Regions from separate parts of the Homo sapiens genome. Here region 1 is linked to region 2. A link is an interaction called in ENCODE POLR2A ChIA-PET data of the cell type or tissue named here. Cell type or tissue: HepG2. All regions are shown on one strand. Each heading gives the region's core, and the rest is flanking DNA. Links, peaks and the distances in the headings are about the cores only.

Evidence for each region. Peaks named below come from ENCODE experiments on the same cell type or tissue, not always from the same donor. Only the 100,000 strongest peaks of a DNase experiment are listed, where the experiment ranks them.
Region 1: POLR2A ChIA-PET joins it to region 2 with 16 read pairs; 4 of 35 experiments call an interaction of 5 or more read pairs at or near these places.

Annotation. Positions count from the first base shown.
Region 1 is chr6:53,514,742-53,519,741 of GRCh38, reverse strand. GCLC (glutamate-cysteine ligase catalytic subunit) reads left to right here. Exons shown (of 16, transcript NM_001498.4): 4 at 3,520-3,633. Among named protein-coding and RNA genes, the nearest start is that of GCLC, 28 kb to the left of the region's middle. In HepG2, for the core only: no CTCF peak of the experiment used is centred there; a DNase peak (open chromatin) is centred at 2,491.
Region 2 is chr6:53,606,422-53,623,116 of GRCh38, reverse strand. No RefSeq gene overlaps it. Among named protein-coding and RNA genes, the nearest start is that of LINC01564, 14 kb to the left of the region's middle. RefSeq lists an enhancer at 6,507-7,706. In HepG2, for the core only: no CTCF peak of the experiment used is centred there; DNase peaks (open chromatin) are centred at 6,066, 6,816, 7,246 and 8,256; H3K4me3 peaks cover 1,311 bases.

The sequences.
Region 1 (5,000 bases), core at 1-5,000, 98 kb after region 2:
GGAAAAACCCAGCTGGGTGAGGGTGGACAGATTTGTTTTGATTAGAGTGGGCACATTTCTTCGACCTAATGTTTGAAAGAGGAGGTGAAAAATCATTGGCCCTGCCATTCACTCAGACACTTGAGTGCCTGCTGCAGGCAGAATGGGCATGCTCTCATGAGTGAAGACGGACAGCTCTGTCTCTGTGGAGCTGGGGGGTTGAAGAACAATCAAATACCCATAGATTCATAAGCGTCAAAGTGGGGCTGTGCTAGCAGGAGGAGATGGGGAGCAAAGAGTACAACCTAGGTATCCAGTGGACTCTGGTGGGTGGAGGGGGAGGGGGTGGGATGTCCAAGGTTCCAGGAGGAGTGAAATAGGAATGAGGAGCGGAGGACAGTCTTAGGGAGGGGGAGCAGTGTGTGTAGAAGTCCTAGGATGAACCAAACAAGCGGGGACTTCCTGGGAACTAGAAGAAAGCAAGCTGGCCAGTGTGACTAGGAGGCTGAGGAGGAAGTGCAGGTATGGGGTAAAGGGAAGCTGGCAGGTAATTGGCAGGCCAGGTCAGGTTAACCATAAATTTTAGTTGTTCTCCTAAAAGCAGTTGAAGGCCTTGGAAAGGTTGGGTTGGGCAGATGGCATCCCCTTTTTGCTTTGCAGCCCTCACTTGGGCTGTAGTGTGAGAGTAGCTGTGGAGCTGGTGCCAGGGCTTACTAGGAGGTGAGTGAGGGAGCTCCCTGAGGGGAGACAAGGGCTGCCTGGATGCCCGTGGGTGCTGGTGATAGGAAAAGTGGGTGGTTTAAAAGATGACAGAGTCAGTGAACTGCTGGGGAGAGAAGACACATCAAGGCTTTTGCTATAGGTCATTGTCCTGAAAACCTTAAGAGTACTAGAGTAGAGGCCAAGGAGTAGGTTACAGATGTTAAATGACAACTTCTAGTGAACTGGAAAATTTAATACCTTATATGTTCATTTTTTTCCCCTTAACATTAAGAGGGTTGTACATTTCACTTAGCAAATTAAGAAAGTGGGAGGGGATTTGTAACACAAACCAGAACTGTTTTATATATTAAAGCTGAAGAATATATAGGATTGATGGGCAGTGGTGTTTCCTTCTGGGCCAGAAAATAAAGTTTTGGGTTAAGCCTAATGTGCCCTTTACCTTGAGAATGGTTCCATATGGGATAGTTGCCTTTTTAAAAAAGATTTAGTGTCTGGGCATGGTGTCTTACACCTGTAATCCCAGCACTTTGGGAGGCCGAGGCAGGCGGATCACCTGAAGTCAGGAGTTCGAGACCAGCCTGGCCAACATGGTGAAACCCCGTCTTTACAAAAAATACAAAAATTAGCCAGGTATGGTGGCATGCGCCTGTAATCCCAGCTACTCCGGAGGCTGAGGCAGGAGAACCGCTTGAACCTGGGAGGTGGAGGTTGCAGTGAGCTGAGATTGTGCCGCTCTGCTCCAGCCTGGGTGACAAAGCAAGCCTCCGTCTCAAAATAAATAAATAAATAAAAATAAAAAGATTCAGCATCTTAAGTCATTGTGAAGGGAAAGTTGAGACAGAGGAATAAGCTTTATTCTAAAAACCTGTAATTTAGAAAAAATTATATGTATAATTTTTTATACCCTGTCCATATAGGAAGGTATTTTGGGACTTGAAACAATAATTATTAGTTATTTAGTGGTTAGAAGCCTCCCTATACATCCACAATAAATGATAAAGTTTTGTTGTAGTATAGGATCAAGAGAGAAAGGAGTGCTCTGGTTCTTAAGTGTAAACAGGGTGACTTTATAAAGATGCAAAGATTTATAGTGTGGAACTCTAGTCCAAAACAGTAATCATGTGACTATTTAAAATTAAAATTATATAAAATGAAAATTGTAGTTCCTGATGTGACTGAGGAACTAGCCTCATTTCAAGGGCTCAGTAGCCACGTGGTTAGTGACTACCACATCGGTTTGGATAGTGGAGATATTAAACATTTCCATCACTCCAGAAAGTTCTGTGGGACAGCACTGCTCTAGAATGAAGCAGTGCCGTAGGTGTCCGAAGATGCAAGTTCTGATTCTACCTTCTCCCTTCCACACAAACACATTCTCATTCTCTCTTCATCCAATCTGATTCTGGTGAGCAAGGAATCCCCTCAGATTTAAGTTTATTACTCTCCCAAAGGACTATTCCTAAGGTTCTAGGCTCATAGTAAATAATGCACATAGCTTCAAGAATTCTCAAGAACCCTTGTAGCTGGGAACTGTTTTCTAGATAAGATCACTACCTTCAATTGTTTACAAGGTGGATTTGGGCAGGCAACAGATACTTTATTTTATATTAAGAAAAGGTAGGGGTTAAAAATAAGGCATTGATGGCCAGGTGAGGTGGCACGTGCTTGTAATCCCAGTACTTTAGGAGGCTGAGGCAGAAGGATTACTGGAGCCTAGGAGTTAAAGACCATTCTGGGTAGCATAGTGAGACCTCGTCCCTGGAAAAAAAAAAAAAAAAAAAAAAAAAAAACTTGGTACAGTGACTCATGCCTGTAATCCCAGCTACTCAGGAGCCTGAGGCAGGAGGATGACTTGAGCCCAGGAGTTCAAGGCTGCACTGAGCTATGATTGCACCACTGCACTCCAGCCTGGGAGACAGAGCAAGACCCTTTCTCAGAAAAAAAAAAAAAAAAAAAAAAATTTTTTTTTAAAAGATATGAGCTAGTCTTGATCCTCAAGCCAAAAGTTTCTTCCCACTAATTTAAAACTCCTCCCTTGTTTGGCTTTCGCTTAGTCTTTGTCCTCCCTCACAGCACATGTAATATTGACCTCAAATTCCTAACTTGGAAAAACTGGGGCCATCACTAAAAGTGATGTAGAATTTGAGCTTTACACTTAGGAATAAATATGGAGCTTCATTTTTCTGTGTTGAAATTAGAGCTCCTTAAGTCAAGTAAGAGAATAGGATTGGGTTTCAGACTTCAGAGGGTGATCTCAGGGGTAGATGGGGACACCTGCAGAGACACTCCCTAATCTTGAGGGACTCATGAGGTGACCTATAGAGGCAAAAAACAGGCTCCTTCCAGATTCAGAGCCTACCAGGAAGTGGGAGGCAGTGGTGCCATGCAGCAGGTCCAAAGATAATCTGAGAGTTTAGAGATGGAAAAGGAAGACACCTCATAGGCCATGTAGGGGACACCTGTCACCCATGACAGCTGATGTGACCAAGGGAAATGACTTCTGTGCTATCAGTCCTTCCTATTAGATGAAGAGATGGAGAGGACCCGAGTAAGTGCTGTGTGGTTTGTGAGTGAGTGGAGACTTGGATAAAGTTAGTAGTGGGCTGGAATTAAAAGAAGATCCTTGTGAGCAAGAAGTGTGGGGAGTGGTTGTAAAGGGGCACAGTATTTACACAACATCTGTTTTGTAAACACAAAGCCCTCTGAAAAGGGGATACTAGAAATGAGGTGTCTTTGGCAGGTGCAGTGATGGCAAGACTGCACACAATTAATTCTTGAAAACAAATCCCATCTATTTAGTTCTTCAATTTGTTGTAGATTAGGCTGTCCTGGGTTCACACTGCCCGAGGTCAAACCCAACCCAGTGGAAGGAGGAGCTTCCAAGTCCCTCTTCTTTCCAGATGAAGCAATAAACAAGCACCCTCGCTTCAGGTGAGTATGGCTTTGTGTTGAAATGCAGATGCCCTTCACTAGACCCCTGACTTCTGAGAGTATAGTATTTCTGTCTAGAAATCCTTTTTGAGCATTAACTGAGTTTTGGCTCTCTTCCTAAGTAACCAGAGAAGATAGCAGATGTGCACCTGTTCACATCTTCAGTACCCCCAGGCTTCTTGGTTGTTGATGCGTGCACCAGGCTTGATTTGTCAATTCTCCAAGTCGTCACAAAGTTATTCGCTGAGCCACTGCGAATAACTCTTTTAATAGGGAGATTATTTTCAGTCCTAGGTCTGTAAATGCCTACTGGGATTTTTTTTTTCTCTTAGTTATTTCTCCTTTTTTGTCCTCTCTAACCATCAGTATCTGTGATTTGCCCATCTTACTCTATATAACTTATAAAATAGGTGCAGTACCTGATATATATAATAGGCACTCTCTTCCATTAACTTCAAGTTCTGTTGGTTTGTTGTTCAATTCTGAGGTTTTAAGTTGCTTTAAGGCTCTCACTAGCCTGATCTTAGCTTTGTACAATGCATGCTCATCTGTCATCCTGAGCCTAGGCTCCTGATCCAGAGTGGGAACATGGAGACTTCTCAGCGTTCATTCCTTTAACAGGCCCTCACGTTTGCTATGTGCAGAGCCTTTTGGGGAAGACAGATATTTGTAGACGTAGTTTCTAACTTCATATGTTGTCATGTGTTTAAAGGAAAATAAAAATAATTCAGCTGCTCAAGAAGAGATAGATTATGACAGATGTCAAAAGATGCACCAGAAATCCTTCTTGGAGAAAGTAAGGTGCTTCTGACTGAGGGAATCAAAGCAGGCTTCACGGAAGAGGTGGCATTTAAGCTGAGTCTATAGCAGCACTGCCCATAGAAACATGTAATTGTAAATGTTCTCATAGCCACATTAAAGTAAAAACCAGATGAACATAATTTTATATTTTGTTTAACCCAAAACGTCCAAAAATGTTATCATTTGATCCATGTAATCCTTTACTCACAAGTAATTTTACATTTTTTTTGTACGGAGTCTTCAAAATCTGGTGTATATTTTACTCTCACAGCATGTGCATGTTTTCATTAGGACAAGCCATATTTCAAGTACTCAGTGGCCACTGTGTGCCTGGTAGCTTCTGGACTAAACAAGCATGAGTCTGGAGGATAATTATTAATCCTGCAGAGATGAGGGAGGGAGGAGCAAGGTATTGGGGCTCCAGAGATGCCTGGGCAAAGTGGGTACTAAAGTTTGACCAAAGTCTTTGGAGTTAATTTGGGACATGTTGCAAACAGTGAAAGCAGACCATGGCAGACTTTGAACACCTGAATTGATTTGGTAAGTTACAGGGAGCCTTGGGAGCA
Region 2 (16,695 bases), core at 5,140-10,139:
TTTTTCTCATACTTACAACTTAGTTCTTAACAATATAAGTACTTATTTGCCATATCCTGTAATATATACCATAGTTTCAGAATAGCAGTGCCAGTATTATTATAAACAGCATGATAATTGAAAGTGGCATAAAGTGTATTTGCATTTTTTTTTATTCTTAGGGTATATCCCACTAGGTTTGTATGTTAAATCTCTGTTGTTTTTTTAAAGTTACTTAATATAGTTCCTCTCTGTGTAGTTAAGCAACTAGTTCAATACAGTAATTTTTATTTTCCTTTCAGTTTTTAGAAATTTTTTGTTAATTTGATTTGATAATTATGTAAAATCTTTGCACCATTCCAAAGTCAAACTTACAAAACAAGGTATAATCAGGAAGTTTTGTTTTTAATCCATGTTTTCTCTACTCCGTTCCCATATAGGTAAACAATTTTTAATTTTTGTTCAGTTTTGTTTGTTTTGTTATACCCTTGTTTTGTTGTTTTTGTTGTTTTGAGACAGGGTCTTGCTCTGTCACCCAGGCTGGAGTGTAGTGGCATGATCCCAGCTCACTGCAGCCATGACCTCCTGGGCTCAAGTGATTCTCCCACCTCAGCCTCCCAAATAGCTAGGACCACAGGTGCATGCCACCATGCCCAGCTAACTTTTTTTTTTTTTTTTTTTTTGTAGAGACAATGTCTCACTCTGTTGCTTAGCCTAGTCTCAAACTCCTGGGCTTAAATGATCCTCCACCTCCATCTCCCAAAGTGCTGGGATTTCAGGCATAAGCCACCACTCCTGGACTGTTGTGATTTTTAATATATGTATATTCATATTCTTGTTACCTGTTTTGGATAAATGGTAGCACATTGTATATTTACCTCCATTTTTGCTTTTTTCATATAACAATGCATTCTGCAGAGTATATAAAAATAGAAACATATTTGGAGACTCCTCATTTATAGTTGCACAGTTCTCCATTGATAGGTATGTTCTACCAACAAACATTTGGGTTATTTCCACCATTTTGTTGTTATAAAGTGTTGTTATGAATATTGTCTTATAGATTACATATAAACTTTAAAGTTTCAAAAACAAATACTCTGACTTCATTTTAGAAATTGTTAGATAACTCATGGATTGAAGACTTTGTTTAAACTTTTCTTAGTGTATGTTAGTTTTGATCATATGAATGTGGCTTCTACATGTTCTCATTTTTATTACATAGTAAAATTTTCTCTGTGTCCCAGTGGTATGATCAGCTACTGCAAATGATCCATGGTTGCATGAAAAGGTATATTCTCCACTTTTAAAATACAAAATTCAAGATCTGCCTACTCATTCAATCTTGTTTTACTTTTTAGTCTTTCCCAAATCTTGAGAAAAATATTTTAATGTCTTTTATAACAATTATATTTCTGTCAATTTTCCATTTAAAGATTGTAATACTATAGAAGCTCATGAATTTTACATCTATTTTATGGATTACATCTTTTATCAATATAAAATGATTCTTTTTTCTGTCAAATTATTTTTGTTTTGAGAGACACTAACATTATTTACCTTTACTAATATTATTACCTTTGTCTCTTTCTTTCTTTCCTTCTTCCTTCTTTCTGCCTCAACCCCAGCCCTGGCCATTATAATGTTTACCTTTATTAACCTTCACAGCAGAAGAACAGCTATCCACTTTTTTGGTTGGTAAAGGTCTTGTGTTCCCGGATCACGGAGTAGGCATAAACCTCTCTCAACTTCCAGCAAGATTTTTCATGTCAGGGACACAGCTTTTGACGGTTCCTGACAGGGATTTTTAGTCAAGCTCCATAAGATTTTCACTTAGCAATGCTTCCTCCCAGATTCTGACTGCCACTCAAACTTCATTTCCAGTGTCATGGTTATGTGGATTCATCACTTTTCAGTGTCTTCATGACTCTGTATAAAATTAGGAAAAGTTGCAATGGAGTACATTTCCATTTTAAACTGAAAGCCAACTTATCATGTTTTTGACATTCTCTGCTATTTGGTAATATGGTTTTAAAATTAACTTTGTATCACAAAACTGTATTTTAAAGAGAACTTACTAGCTGAGTGTAACACACAAAAGGAGATGATAAAATCTCCTTGTATTAGAGATGATAAAATTTACTTACAGATTTTTATTCTGTGAATGTGAATATTTCATACCTAATAAAAACACATGATTTTGTCTTTTCACTTCTGGGCACATTGAGAAGCAATATTGTTAGGTTAAGAACTTTGGATGAATTGGAGGTGTCAACAATGATAATTCAATTTCAATGAAGATTTGCAATGAAATTTGGGGAAAAAAATTCGTTATTGAGCAAACTGAGTTCTTCAAACAATACTAGTGGATCAATATACTGCTGACTTTAAAATTCAAGTCTTTTATTAACCAATAAAGGTAGTTTATTACATTTTTATTTCTTGTCATATATTTTAGTCTTCTTTAAAAAGTCTGTTTATTAATGTGCTTTAACTTATAATCTTTGAAAGACTTTTATCTTTAAAAAATTTAAAGAGATTCCTCAGACAAAATGTCCCAGTTTGCCACTCGGAAAATGTTAGCATCATTCTTTAAGACTATATGTGAAAACTCAACTATCTTGCAAATGGAAAAATTGAGTCTCCAAGTCACAAGAGTATTTTTTTTACTTTTTATTTTGAAATAATTTCAAATTTATAGAAAAGTTACAAAAATAGTAGATAGAAGCCTGTATACCCTTTACCCAGATTCATCAAATGTTAGTATTTTGCCCCATTCACTTTCTCAATCTCCTTTCATTGGCACAAGAAACTGAGGCACAGAGAAGTTAAGTAACTTTGCCAAAATCATACTACTAGAGTATGGCAAACCTGAACTTCAACCTGTCTGGCACGAGAGGCTTCCATCAGTTCCTTCTCCGCTCAAGTAAACTTCATCAACTCTTACAGGCATTCAGTCTGGTAAGTGAGTACCTGGTCTTTATGATAAGTTGTCACATGGTTATGATATTATGAAATATGTATTTGGGCTTGCTCCTGTTTCTTGACATACAGCTTCTAAAACCCTTGGGAATCTCCAAAGTGATGAGTGTCTTTGATATGCTGTGGAGATTACTGATGCCTAGGGACCCCTAAGTAGCTTCCGTATGGGGGCTGGTCACCAGAAAGACCAAGGCATGATTAGACGGTTGGGACTTAAAGTCCCACCAATCAACCTTCACCTCCAGGGAAGAAACAGGGGCTGACCAATGGCTCATGACTTAATCAATCATGCCTACATGATGAAGCCTTCATAAAAACTCAAAATGACCAGGTTCAGGAGCTTCTGGATAGCTGAACGTGTGGAAAGTCCTGGAGGGTGGCACATGCAGAGAGGGCATGGAAGCTCCATGCCCCTTCCCACATGCCTTGCCTATGCATCTCTTCCTCCTGGCTGTTCATCTGTATCTTTTTTAGTATCCTTTATAATAAACCAGTAAACAAAAATAGGTGTTCCTCTGAGTTGTGTAAGTCATCCTAGCAAATTAATTGAACCCAAGGAGACAGTAGTGGGAATCTTGACTTATAGCTGATCAGCAGAAGCAGAGGTGACAACCTGTAACTCGTGATCGGCCTCTGAAGTGGGGGCAGTCCTGTGGGGTAGAACCCTTATTCTGTGGGATCTGATGCTATCTCCAGATAGATAGTGTCAGAATTGAATTAAATTATAGTACACATAGCTGATATCTGCTAGGGAATTTATTGGTTGCTGGTGGGGAGAAATCCCTATATATTTTGGAGACTAGAGGTGAAATGCTCTGTGTTGGCTGTGTAAAAAATGGTTAGGTTTGGTTTTTCCTTAGTGAGTTTTTCCTTCTAACTTACTGGTATAGGTAACAAAACCCATAAGAAAATGTCCTCCTCTAACTTTGTAAGCCCCACATTCTACATCTGAACCAGGTAGGAAAAGGAGACCCAGAGGAGCAATAAGTTAGCAACAGACAACAGTGCCCTGAAAGCAGGAAATGGCAGTGTCTGGACAAATTGTCACGGTCATATTAAGCAAGTTAAGTATTTACTCAGCTGGCAGGAGTATTACATTTTTAATTGTTACCCACTTTAACCAATATTTAGCTAGTGTCCTCTGCATATGGAGGACCATATTAAGCATTTTGGAAAAAACCCAAATGCAAGAAAGGATCTCGGGGAGCAATATACACTCATGAAAAAAATAACCTTAAGCATATTCACCAAGAAGTATACATGTGTTGATAAATTAGTATTATACCAAAAAATTAAAAACCCCCACTGTTCACACAAACCCTGAGAAGCCATTACAGTAGGGAAAGTTTAAGAAGCTATGCTTCTCCTTGATGGTGTAAGGTTTTAAATGGGTTTAGAAAACTAAGGGGCTATGTGGAGTTAAGAGTGCCATGAATGGGGTAAAGATGCAGAGTGGGAGGAAACAAACGTATGTGGACTTAGAAGGGAGGAAATTCATAGGCTCACCTTGGAAGGCTGAAGGAGGCTGACACCATGTTGGATGATCAAAAATCAGCATTAACTCATTCACCAGATGGGTTGGAATAATGCAGATGAACTCAGGGTCACAGGTGTCAGGATGGGGAGACTGTCTCAAAGCAGGGGAGGCTTTAGGCTTGGGAGTTTTGTTTTACTTTTTGACAATGTTAACGCAACTAAGTAACTATGAAAGAGAAGTATGAAAACAGCCCACTGGCTCAAGGTCAGAAGGAAAGCGTGGGAGGCTTTAGAGAAAGTGATGTGTTCACAGGTGGTGAAGCTGAAGTCAGGTGGCAGCAAGTTCAGGTGGAAGTGGATGATGAGGAAATGGAGGTGGAAAGGTAGATTTCCCCCCACTCTATACATTTTTTTCATGGATAGATGTAGAAAATGAAATTATAATTAGACACTGAAGTGAGGTCAAGGAAGGAGTATTTTTTAAGTAAGGAGACAACACTACAGACTGGCCACAAATTCCCTGAGACTGTGTCTAACCAGAGCTGTAGATATTAATATAAAATCAGCTCTCGGCTGGGTACAGTGGCTCTTGCTTATAATTCTAACATTTTGGGAGGCTGAGGTGGGCAGATTGCTTGAGCCCAGAAGCTCTAGACCAGCCTTGGCAACATAGTGAAACCTCATCTCTACAAAAAATACAAAAAATAGCTGGGTGTGGTGGCAGGTGCCTGTAGTCCCGGCTACTCAGGAGGCTTCGGTGGGAGGATCACCTGAGCCCAGGAGGTCGAGGCTGCAGTGAGCCATGATCATGCCACTGCACTCCAACCTGGGTGGCAGAATGTCTCAAAACAAACAAACAAACAAACAAACAAAAAATCAACTTTTAAGGAGTGCTTCTATGACTTCTGTCATTAGGAAAATGTTCAGAAGTAATAGGAAGTATGAGAAACATGAACATTTGTGCAGAAAAGGAGGAATCATAGAAATAAAACTTCAGACTGTTGTGCAAACGGGCACATTGCATATGCTTAAAGTTAAAAGGGAGGAACCAGGGGAATGTGATCAGATTAAAATAGCAAAGCAATTAAAAATTTTACATACAAAGCTTAAAGGCAAACTTAAGAGATTGTAGTAACCACAGCAGGCATAATCAGCACTCAGTAGGTGTTTACTCTGTGTAGGATGATGTTACTGTAGAAGCAAAGGCCCTACTGACAGATCCAAAGCACAGGTGGAGACAGTGACTTTTTCATCACAGCTCAGAGTTTTGATAAAGAATAGAGATGGATTTATTTACTAACTCAATAAAACACTGCTAAACACTAGGGGTACAGAGATGAATTTAATATGGCTCCTCCCCTCAAGGAGCTCCTGATCCAATAGAACAAGCAGACACTAGAGTCCAATGAGACACTAGCTACCAAGAGCAAGGGCAAGAAACATTAGATGTAGGGCTCCACCCTGATATAGTTTGGATCTGTGTTCCTGTCCAAATTTTGTGTTGAATTGTAATATCCGGTGTTGGAGGTGGAGCCTGGTGGGAGGTGATTGGATCATGCGGGCAGATTTCTCATGAATGGTTTAGCAGCATCCCCTTTGTCCTGCCCTTGGAACAATGAGTTATCTGTCAGATCTGGTAGTTAAAGAGTGTGTGGCACCTCCCCCTCGCTCTCTTCCTCCTGCTACTGCCATGTGAGATACCTGCCCCTACTTTGCCTTCTTCCATGATTGGAAGCTTCCTGAGGCCACCCCAGAGTCAGAAGCCGCTATGCTTCCTGGACAGCTTGCAGAACCGTGAGTCAATTAAACCTTTTTTCTCTATAAATTACCCAGTATCAGGTATTTCTTGATAGCAATGTGAGAGTGGACTAATACTCACCCAGTAGACTTCCCGGAGCCTCCCGTCTTCTAGCCCTCTTTTATCAGGAGAGGATGCTGGATCCATCCTGCTGCTCTTTGGCATTCTGGGCACTGTGCTGCTGTGAAGATGCCTTTAACACCTCCCCACCCTAGTGAGATCATCATCATTGATTGCTGCAGTTGCATCCCTGCTGTCACCACCACTTCCACCACAGGTGACCAATCTTGCCAGATGGACCTTGCTGTTATTACCAACAACTTTGACGGGTCTATACCTCACCAATGTTGGAGCTCTCTTATTGGTGTCCACAGTGGTTGTCTGGCTCCTAAAGATTTTTTGTGTGTGTGTAATTCTCTCTCTAAAGCAACTTGAAATACCTCTACTGTGTTCAACTTTGAATGAGTTTTGTAATCACCTAGTAGATGGGATTAAGAAACATACAAACACATATTCTCACTCTTTACTCATTAACCTGAGTTTCACTGTTCTGATCCCTGAGCAACAATCCCCAACTCCTCCATGTCAAATCCAGTCCAGAGTTCTCAAGGCAGCCAGGCAGACTTGGCTTTCCCCAGGGACCCCAGGCCTATGTGCTTTGCTATTTTATTATGTAAGAAGGAAAAGCACCTAAAATGTGAGCGTTAGTGAATGAAAGGTGATTGTGTGACGATACCTCCAAACTTACACCAGCAAAAGAGAGGAAATAAAAGTTAAGTTCTCCACATGTCCTTTTTACTAGAGAATCCCAAATCACTGTGACTCAGCACCTGTACTTTGTGGTCATTTGTACCTGATACTAATTCTATTGTGACTCAGACGTTGCTCCAAACAAGTTTCCTTGTCACATCTCGCCACTGTTGTTAGGAAAACACGTTCAATGCAGGGGAACGTATTTGTTATGCTAGAAGCAAAGAGGGAGAGAGCGAGTGCACAGCAGAAGCAGGTAGTCATCCAGTAGAGATCAAAGTTCCCTTGCAAAGGGAATTTGTCATTGGTGCACACTCCCTTATTTAAGCTTTTGCTGATTCATCGTGCACTCATCAAAGCTGCACTGAGCTAATATTTAGAAATTCATTTGCTATAGAAGCAAACTCCAACATCAAATCCTTAAGTATGTGACTTGATCTATTCATACCTGGGTGTATACTAGTCCTGAGTTTAGGCACATATACCCACCTACACACAGCAGTGCTGAAAAAGCGTGACTGTAAAAAACTGGGGTGATAACTGGACAATGAAGTGAGGTCAATGAAGGGTTATTTTATATAGGAAATAACCCACAGATTGGCCACAAATCTCCTCTGCATTGACATTCATATGTATACATACACATTCTCACATGAAAACTCTTTTAAAAAAACTTTAAATTAGGGAAATTGTTGAAATTTGAACTAAGATGATAGTGAACAAGAAGCCCACAGAATATTAATAATTATCTTAATTTTCTTTCTTATTATTCAAAGTATATGCTCTAAAACTGTACTGAGGTACATCAAGTGCACAAATAGTAGTATGGAGTTGATGTTTTTTTTCCATATACATGTACCTATGTTACCACCATCTAATTCAAGATAGAGGATATCTCTGATCTCTTAGCTGGAGAAGACCGCCTCATGCCACTTTCCAGTAAATATCTCCCCATAGAGTTAATAGTATTCTGACCTCAATCACCGTAATTCATTTTGTCTGTTCTTGAAATGTATATAATTTAAATCATACAGTAAGATACATATATTTAATTTTTAAAAATACATTTAAAATGTACAAAAGCCATGCCTCACTCCTGGCTCTGATCCTCAGCCACCTGTTTTCTCTACCCAAAGGCAACCAATGATACTACCTTTCTTTTTTTTTTTTTAGATGGGGTTTCTCCCTGTTGCCCAGGCTGGAGTGCAGCGGTGCAATCATAGCTCACTGCAGCCTCACACTCCTGGGCTCAAGCCATCCTATTGCCTCAGCCTCCTGAGTAGCAGGGACTGCAGGTACACACTACCACAACCAGCTAATTTTTAACTTTTTTATTTGGACAGAGTCTCACTTTGCTGCCCAGGCTAGGTATCACCTTTTTGTTCATCTCTACAGAAATATTTACTCATATACACAAAAATGCATATGCATATACATAGTTTTCTTCTCTTGAGATCACTTTTGCAAAAATTATAACAATCAGGAAATTATTACAGTGAATGAGATCTGAACTAACCAACCCCCATCTAGCCTTTAACCTCCAAACTGGCCTTAATTATTCCTGGGCTTATGCCAAGATAACTTTGGGAGACATTTAGTTTAGAGTTTAAATGGTAATAGTGCTTCCCCAAAATTATACCACTTTGTAAAGCTAAGGAAAGCTAATCCATCCACCAGGTTATTAGGATGAGAGGAGCCTGAATTCTGCTAAGGTGTAGACTTAAACGATTACCAGCCATTAGTCTGGAGGTCTCAAAAATTGCAACTCCCCTAATTACTCCCGCCGATAACATCACTATTATAGAACCTAAGATTGGCCTTTTGAGATGTCTTTTCAGGTTTCTGCATTTCTGACGACCAATGAACCAACGTCTCCACCCAGGCCTGCCAAACCCCACTAGCCAGTCCTGTGGCCCTACCCAGAAGCAGACTCCCTGGCTCCCCAAACCACCCTTGAAAAACTCTAGCCTCCAAATTTTCAGGGAGATTGATTTGAGTAATAACTCCATCTCCCACGTGGCATGGCTGGCCTCGTGTCAATTAAATTTTATTGCAATGACTTGGCCTTGGTGGATTGATTTTGTCTGTGCAGTGGGCAGGAAGAAACTATTGGGTGGTTACACTCTCACACAAGTTTGGAACACTACTGAAAATTTAAAAAATTAGCTGGGTGGGTGTGGTGGCATGCTCCTGTAGTCCCAGCTACTTGGGAGGCAGAGGCAGGAGGATCCCTTGAGCCCAGCAGGTCGAGGCTACAGTGAGCTATGACTGTGCACTGCAATCTAGCCTGGGCAACAAAGTGAGACCCTGTCTATAAATAAATAAATTTAAATAAATGAGAAAAAAAAGGTAGTGACATACTATAGCATTTAGGAATATGTTTAGCTACAAATAACAGAAACTCAAAAACAGTGGCTTAAACAGTAAGTTTGCCCCACGAAACAAGAAGTCTGGGGCAGTCCAAGGAGGTTCAACAGGCTGCTGTTTCTGTTTTTTTACCTCCACCACCCTTAGAGTGAGGCTTTTGTCTTAATGCTTATTACTTCTTTGTTGCAAGATAGCTGCTGCATCTCCAGGTATTACATCTGTATTCAAGACAGGGAGAAGAAGAAAGCGGGAGTTGGGAAGGGGAGAGACCTGTGTTAGGAAACCAAAAGCTTTCACAGAAACCCTCTATTTCTATCTCATGGGATCATACTCCTGAATCATACGGCCCCTCCAGCTGCACAACACTGTGGTGAAGCAAATATTTTTAGTTTAGCCTTTATTTTTTAGAAAGAAAGGGGATGAGAATTGGCATGAGCAGATATAAGGATAGCCTCAGCCTCACATGATATTATGACTGTATTATTTGTTAAATATTGAGAAAGTTATGGAATACTGAAAAATTTTAGTTTTGGATAAATACCCATTCACATTAATTTTTGCTGTCCTTACTACTACTTTGAGAAAAAAGGTAAACTAAAGAACTTCTAAAATTTCTTCTCATATTGTTATTGTACACAGGTCCATCTTTTTAAATCCACAATTGCAAAATATAAAAACAAAATAAAGAAAACTATGAAAACAGAAAAGTTTATGTAACTGATTTTGTGACAAAAACCTGATGTGACCCAAGGAGAGGCTATTTGAAGTCTTCGTTCATATGATTTAGTGTAAATTGTTTATATGTTGCAGAAATATTCATGTTTGATTAAAGAGTACTGCCCCAGACCCTACTTGGGATATTACATAATAAATAGGATCTTCTAACTTTGAAAAGTTCTGAATTCTCAAACACCTCTAAACCCAATGGTTTAAATAGGGAATTGAAGAACTGTGGTTAGAAAGATGACTTCAATGTAAATATACAATTTGGCAGAAAGTTTAGGGGAATCATATAAACAACTAAATGAATGCAGGCAGAAATGAAAAAAGAAATCCTGAAACTTTAAGAATCGGGGATAATATCAGATAAGTATGTTGCTTAAATTTGACTAATTTAAACCATTTTTATAAATTAGTCACTCAGCATGAAGACATCAAAAATTCTTCCTAAATTCTAAACACTATGTACATTTGAATGCTGAGTTAGTCCCAGGATTCATCCCCAAAATATCACTGACCAGTATGATTTAATATTAGTATTTGCCCTCTCAGGGGCATCCTTGCTGCAGGATATCACAAGGGTAGAAGGTAAAGCAGCTGCACAAAACATCTTTGCTCTTGTTTGTTACTCTGAGATGATCCTCTGCCTGAAAATATCTAAGCAGATACTTTTCTCAGCTTTGCAATGCAAATGATATTTAACAGTTCCCTAGGAATGTTTTGTGTGCTTATCAAATTTCAGCTAAACACATTTATTTATATGATAAATATGATAACCAAAAGGTTCCATGTATTATCTTTTCAATATTCATGTTATACTGTACAAGCACTGTATTATACAAATACTGTATAATATAGTATTGTAAGGTACAAAAATACAATAAACTAACCATACTTCAACTCTGCGGGGTTGCTGTGGGAGAGCTCTGCAGGGTTGCTGTGCAAGCCCCAGGTAAGTGATTAAGTCAGACAATAACTACATCAGTGCTTCTCAAATTTTCATGTGCCTGCAGATTATCGGTTGGGGGCGGGGAGTTTTTAATATGCATTCTGACTTAGTAGGCCTGGTGTCGGGCCAGAGATTCTGCGTCTCTCCCAAGCTTTCAGGTGATACAGATGCTGACTGGTGGACCACATTTTGAGTAGCAAGATGCTAAAGCTTCTTACAACTCTAAACTTTCAAAATCCTTTATAAAAGGATAGCTATAATGTATATGTGAAATGGACTATGGAAACATAAAATAATAAAAGCTTACTATTGTCAGTCACTTGGGAAGTGTCACTTTTGGAAGTTAGTCACTTCCCAAGTGTACATCTCAGGATATACAAACTCTTAGGGGAACTCCATGTGATTTAGAAATCTAGCCAGCTTGCCAAGAGGATAATGAAGAATATAATTGAGGTGTGGGTGAAAACCTCCAAAGACTAGAAACCTTTGCTCTGACATGCACCCTGAACATGGTTGTCTCCAAGCCAAGATTTTATTAAAAGGTGATTAAGCCCAACCTTGAGAAAACATGTGTTTTCAAGAGACTCTTGAACTCTCAGCCTCAAGTGGAGTTAGGCAATTCTGGAGAAACCAGTTAACATCCTGGGCCTATTACTTGCAAGGAACATTTAGGCCCCCCAAACAAACAAGATGTTAGCTAAATAATAGGCCATAAATGTAGAGCAAATTGGAGAACTCCAAAATAACCAAGGACAAAAGAGAACTTCAGAGAGTCAACAATTTGTACAAGGGCTATTATCCTAGACTCAATTTGTGTTTCTTACATAGCCAAAGCAATCTTCTCCAAACAAAAATTTGTGTATGCTACCCTGCTATAAAATTATCTAAGGCTCACGACGGTACCTACAGAGAAATAGAAATACTGATTCTTCTTAATGTAGAATCCTATGAGGTTTTCCAAAAACATACAATTGTGTAACCACAATCACAATCAAGATATCGAACAGTTCTATCTATCTCAAAAATCCTCCCCTTCCTCTAAGTAGCCAATCCTTTCTGTACCACTCCCACAACCCCTGCCCCAGTCCCTGGTAACCAAACATCTGTATTCTGTTCCTATCATTATTCCTACTCTAGAAGGTCATTCCTATCATTATTCCTACTCTGGAAGGTCAAATGGAATCATATAGAGTGCTGCCTTTTGAGTCGGCTTCTCGTACTTCACACAATGCATTTGAGATTTATCAATGCTGTGGCATGCTTCAGGAGTTCGTTCCTTTTTATTACTGTAATCCATTGAGATGCCACGCTGAGCCATATTGGAGCCCGAAGCAGAAAAACAGAAAACAAAAATTGCACCCCTCTATATATGTTTTTTATGTATTTTGTGGATATTTAAACACTAAAATAATAAAAATATTGAAAAATTTTAAAAATACCTATTATTAAAACCCACAATACTATGTTCAGTGTAAAGATTTTATTTACAACAAAACAATTCATTATAATCTTACTTTCCTGGATTTAATGGAAGCAAACTCATCCATAATATTTTCAAAATCTACTTTTTTGCTTATCTTACATTATTTTATGGGGCACCACTGTGATTGCTGTTAAAAAAAATTCTCAAGGCCACTTCCAAATTTGGATAAGATTGCACCAAGTAAAATACTTGCGTCCGTTTCAGAAAATCTGAACCTTATACTGATTTTATATTACAAATCATTGAAATTGTACACTGCTTAAAACTATTTTGGATGAAATTTCTACAGACCTTAAGTTGTCAGAATGTTTAAGAGTCAAGTGGGTGACTGCCTTTTGTACATCAAATGTAATCATAGAAAATAACTTTTTTTTTGTTACAAATTCAAAATGTTCCAGCCTGGCCAATGTGGTGAAACCCTGTCTCTACCAAAAAATACAAAAATTAGTTAGGCATGGTGGCACAGGCCTGTAATCCCAGCTAACTAAGGAGGCTGAGGTGGGAGAATCACTTGAACCCAGGAGGCAGAGGCTGCAGTGAGCCAAAATCGTGCACTCCAGCCTGAGCAACAGAGTGAGACCCTGTCTCAAAAAAAAAAAAAAAATCAAAATATTAAGATGCTTTACCTGCTTTTTCACATTTTCATTTAAATGTGAAATTAAGATAGCTATAGTCTCCAGAATTTTGTTTGACGTGCACTTTTCCCGTAATAATATCTCCATGCAGTGATTTACAGATTGCCAATTTTTAAATTTTTTCTTTTTCATTCATTTACAAATTTTGGAGGTATATTCATCTCTTGCTAAGACCTTTTTATTAATCAAATATTTTTTCAAAGTATTTTTTCTTATTTATTATAAGCAAAGAGATAGGTCTTCTATTAAGCATATAACTTTATATAATTTTTTTTAAAAAATAGAGCTTTATTAATTTTTTCCACTAGCTTAAAACATTATTCCATACAGATGTTTCATTAAAATGTATAATCTATTGCACCAAGATACTTTCAATTATAGAATCATGTATTCTGTCATTTGATATTACATCTTTTAATATTTGATAAGTGTCTTTAATTTGCATACAAAATGTCTTGATTCCATTTAATCTTGATGCCCATCAGGTATCCACGATGTAATTCTTAGAACAGACATATAATATTACATCTGTCTATTGAATTCTCCAAAAAATGTATATATCCTCTGTACAATACTAAAAATGGTTATCATATTTCTATTCACAGAAGCAATGTTTTCATGTATTAAACTAAGACTATGAGCTGAGTACTTCACATGTTTGACATAATCATTTTTGGTGGAAATAATGGCCACACATCTTTGTATACACAAGCCATATTTGCTCTATTATCATTTCCCAGGCAATTAGCATTTTTATGTCAATATTATCTGTTTCCAATTCATTAATAATTTCACGAGGTAGATCATATCTAGTTTTTTCTTTCACATTTCAATAAAGTCAGTATAACTTTTTTCTGTTGATATAACATCATTCTTAATGTGAACATACTTAATAATGTTACATACTTGTTCACAATCGGCTACATCTGGTATATAATAAAAATCAAGGTATTTTGCTTCCTTTTTTTTAATTGAGACATTCTTGCTCTGTCGCCCAGGCTGGAGTGCAGTGGTGTGTTCTCAGCTCACTGCAACCTCCATCTCCAGGGTGCAAGTGATTCGCCCACCTCAGCCTCCCGAGTAGCTGGGACTACAGGTGTGTGCCACCACACCAGCTAATTTTTGTATTTTTAGTAGAGAGGGGTTTCACCACATTGGCCATGCTGGTCTCGAACTCCTGACGTCAAGTGACCCACCCGCCTCCGACTCCCAAAGTGCTGGGATTACAGGCATGAGCCACTGCGCCAGCTTGCTCACATACTTATTTCAAGCTTTTGAAATGTCTAACATTTCCCTTTCTTCACTTTTGTCTTCACAATTCAAAACAGATTCTTTAGTTAACTCTGAATTTGGTAATTGTTCTATTCTAATAATGTCAACATTAGACACGTAATCATGTTCAGTGGTTTAAGTACTGTGTTTTCCAGCCAAACTCGTAACTGCCCCACATAATTTTGATTCATTTCAGTATGGATGTTTTTTTCCTGAACATTGCACAACTTGGCCTTCTAGATGCCATATTTATAGGAAAAAAATTTTAGTACATATTTAAATTCTATTTATTTTTAATCAATACAAGGTTTCTTTCCAGGAATATAATATATAGTAAATTTATACTAAGTTATATAAATTAAGTTTTATATCTTGTAGTATCTAATGATCCAATAGGTGTTCATAAAAGTTTGTATCAAAAATATTTAAAAAAAGGCCAGGTATGGTGGATAACACCTGTAACCCCTACACTTTGGGAGGCTGAGGCGAGTGGATTGCTTGAGCTCAGGAGTTCAAAACCAGCCTGGGCAACATGGTGAAATCCCATCTCTACAAAAAATACAAAAACTAGCTGTGGGTGTGGTGGCATGCATCTGTAGTCCCAGCTACTCAGGACGCTGAGGCAGGAGGATCACCTGAGCCCAGGAAGTCAAGTCAAGGCTGCAGTGAGTCCGGCTGTCACCACTACACTCCAGCCAGAGTGACAGAGTGAGACTCTGTCAAAAAAAAAGTCTCAAAAAAATAAAATAAAACAAAATAATAAAAAAGTTTAAAACTCCCTTGTGTACTGTTGAAGGTAATAAAAAAAACTGTGCAATTACTATGGAAAACATTATGGTTGTTTCTCAAAAAATCACAAATAGAATTACTATATTATCCAGCAATTCTACTTCTGGATATTTACCCAAAAGAACTAAAAGCAGAGTCTCAAAGACAGATTTGTATATCCACATTCATAGCAGCATTGTTCATAATGCATCTAATAGGTATGCAGGGCTATCATGCTGTGGTTTTAATTTGTATTTCTCTAATGATTATGATTTATCTATGTTGTGTTTTATTCCATGTGCCAATTAAAATGAACATGGTATATGTACATGTGCTGAGAAAGAAATAACTTTAAAAATAAGTTGCAAACATCATATAGTATGATCTTTTTCATGTAAATAAATATATGTACACATAATTGAAAGTTTGGGGAAGACTACATAAGAAATTTTCTTCGAGAAAGTAACGTCAGAAAAACCCTTGCAGACATTGGCTTAGGCAAAGACTTCATGACCAAGAACCCAAAAGCAAATGCAACAAAAACAAAGATAAATAGATGGGACTTAATTAAACTAAAAAGCTTCTGCACAGCAAAAGAAATAATCATCAGAGTAAACGGACAACCCACAGAGTGGGAGAAAATCTTCACGAACTACACATCTGACAAAGGACTAATATACAGGACTAATATAAAGAATCTACAAGGATCTCAAACAAATCAGCAAGAAAAAAACAAACAATCCCATCAAAAGTGGGCTAAAGACACGAATAGACAATTCTCAAAAGAAGATATACAAATGGCCAAGAAACATATGAAAAAAATGCTCAACATTGCTAATTATCAGGGAAATGCAAATCAAAACCACAATGTGATACCACTTTATTCCTGCAAGAATGACCATGGTCAAAAAATAGTAGATGTTGGCGGGGATGTGGTGAAAACGAAATACTTCTGCACTGCTGGTGGGAATGTAAACTAGCACAACCACTATGGAAAACAGCATGGAGATTCCTTAAAGAACTAAAAGTAGAACTATTATTTGATCCAGCAATCCCACTACTGGGTATCTACCTGGAGGAAAAGAAGTCATTATACGAAAAACATACTGGTACATGCATGTTTATAGCGGTACAATTCGCAATTGCAAAAATATGGAACCAGCCCAAATGCCCATAAATCAATGAGTGGATAAAGAAAATATGGTATACATATATATATATATAAATACATATATATACCATGAAATACTACTCAGCCATAAAAAGGAATGAAATAATGGCATTCGCAGCAACCTGGATGGAATTGGAGACCATTATTCTGAGTGAAGTAACTCAGGAATGGAAAACCAAATATCATTTGTTCTCACTTATAAGTGGGAGCTCAAGCTATGAGGACGCAAAGGCATAAGAATGATACAATGGACTTTGGGGACTCGGGGGGAAAAGACAGAAGGAGGGTGAGGGACAAAAAACTACACATCACGTACGGTGTACGCTGCTTGGGTGATAGGTGTAC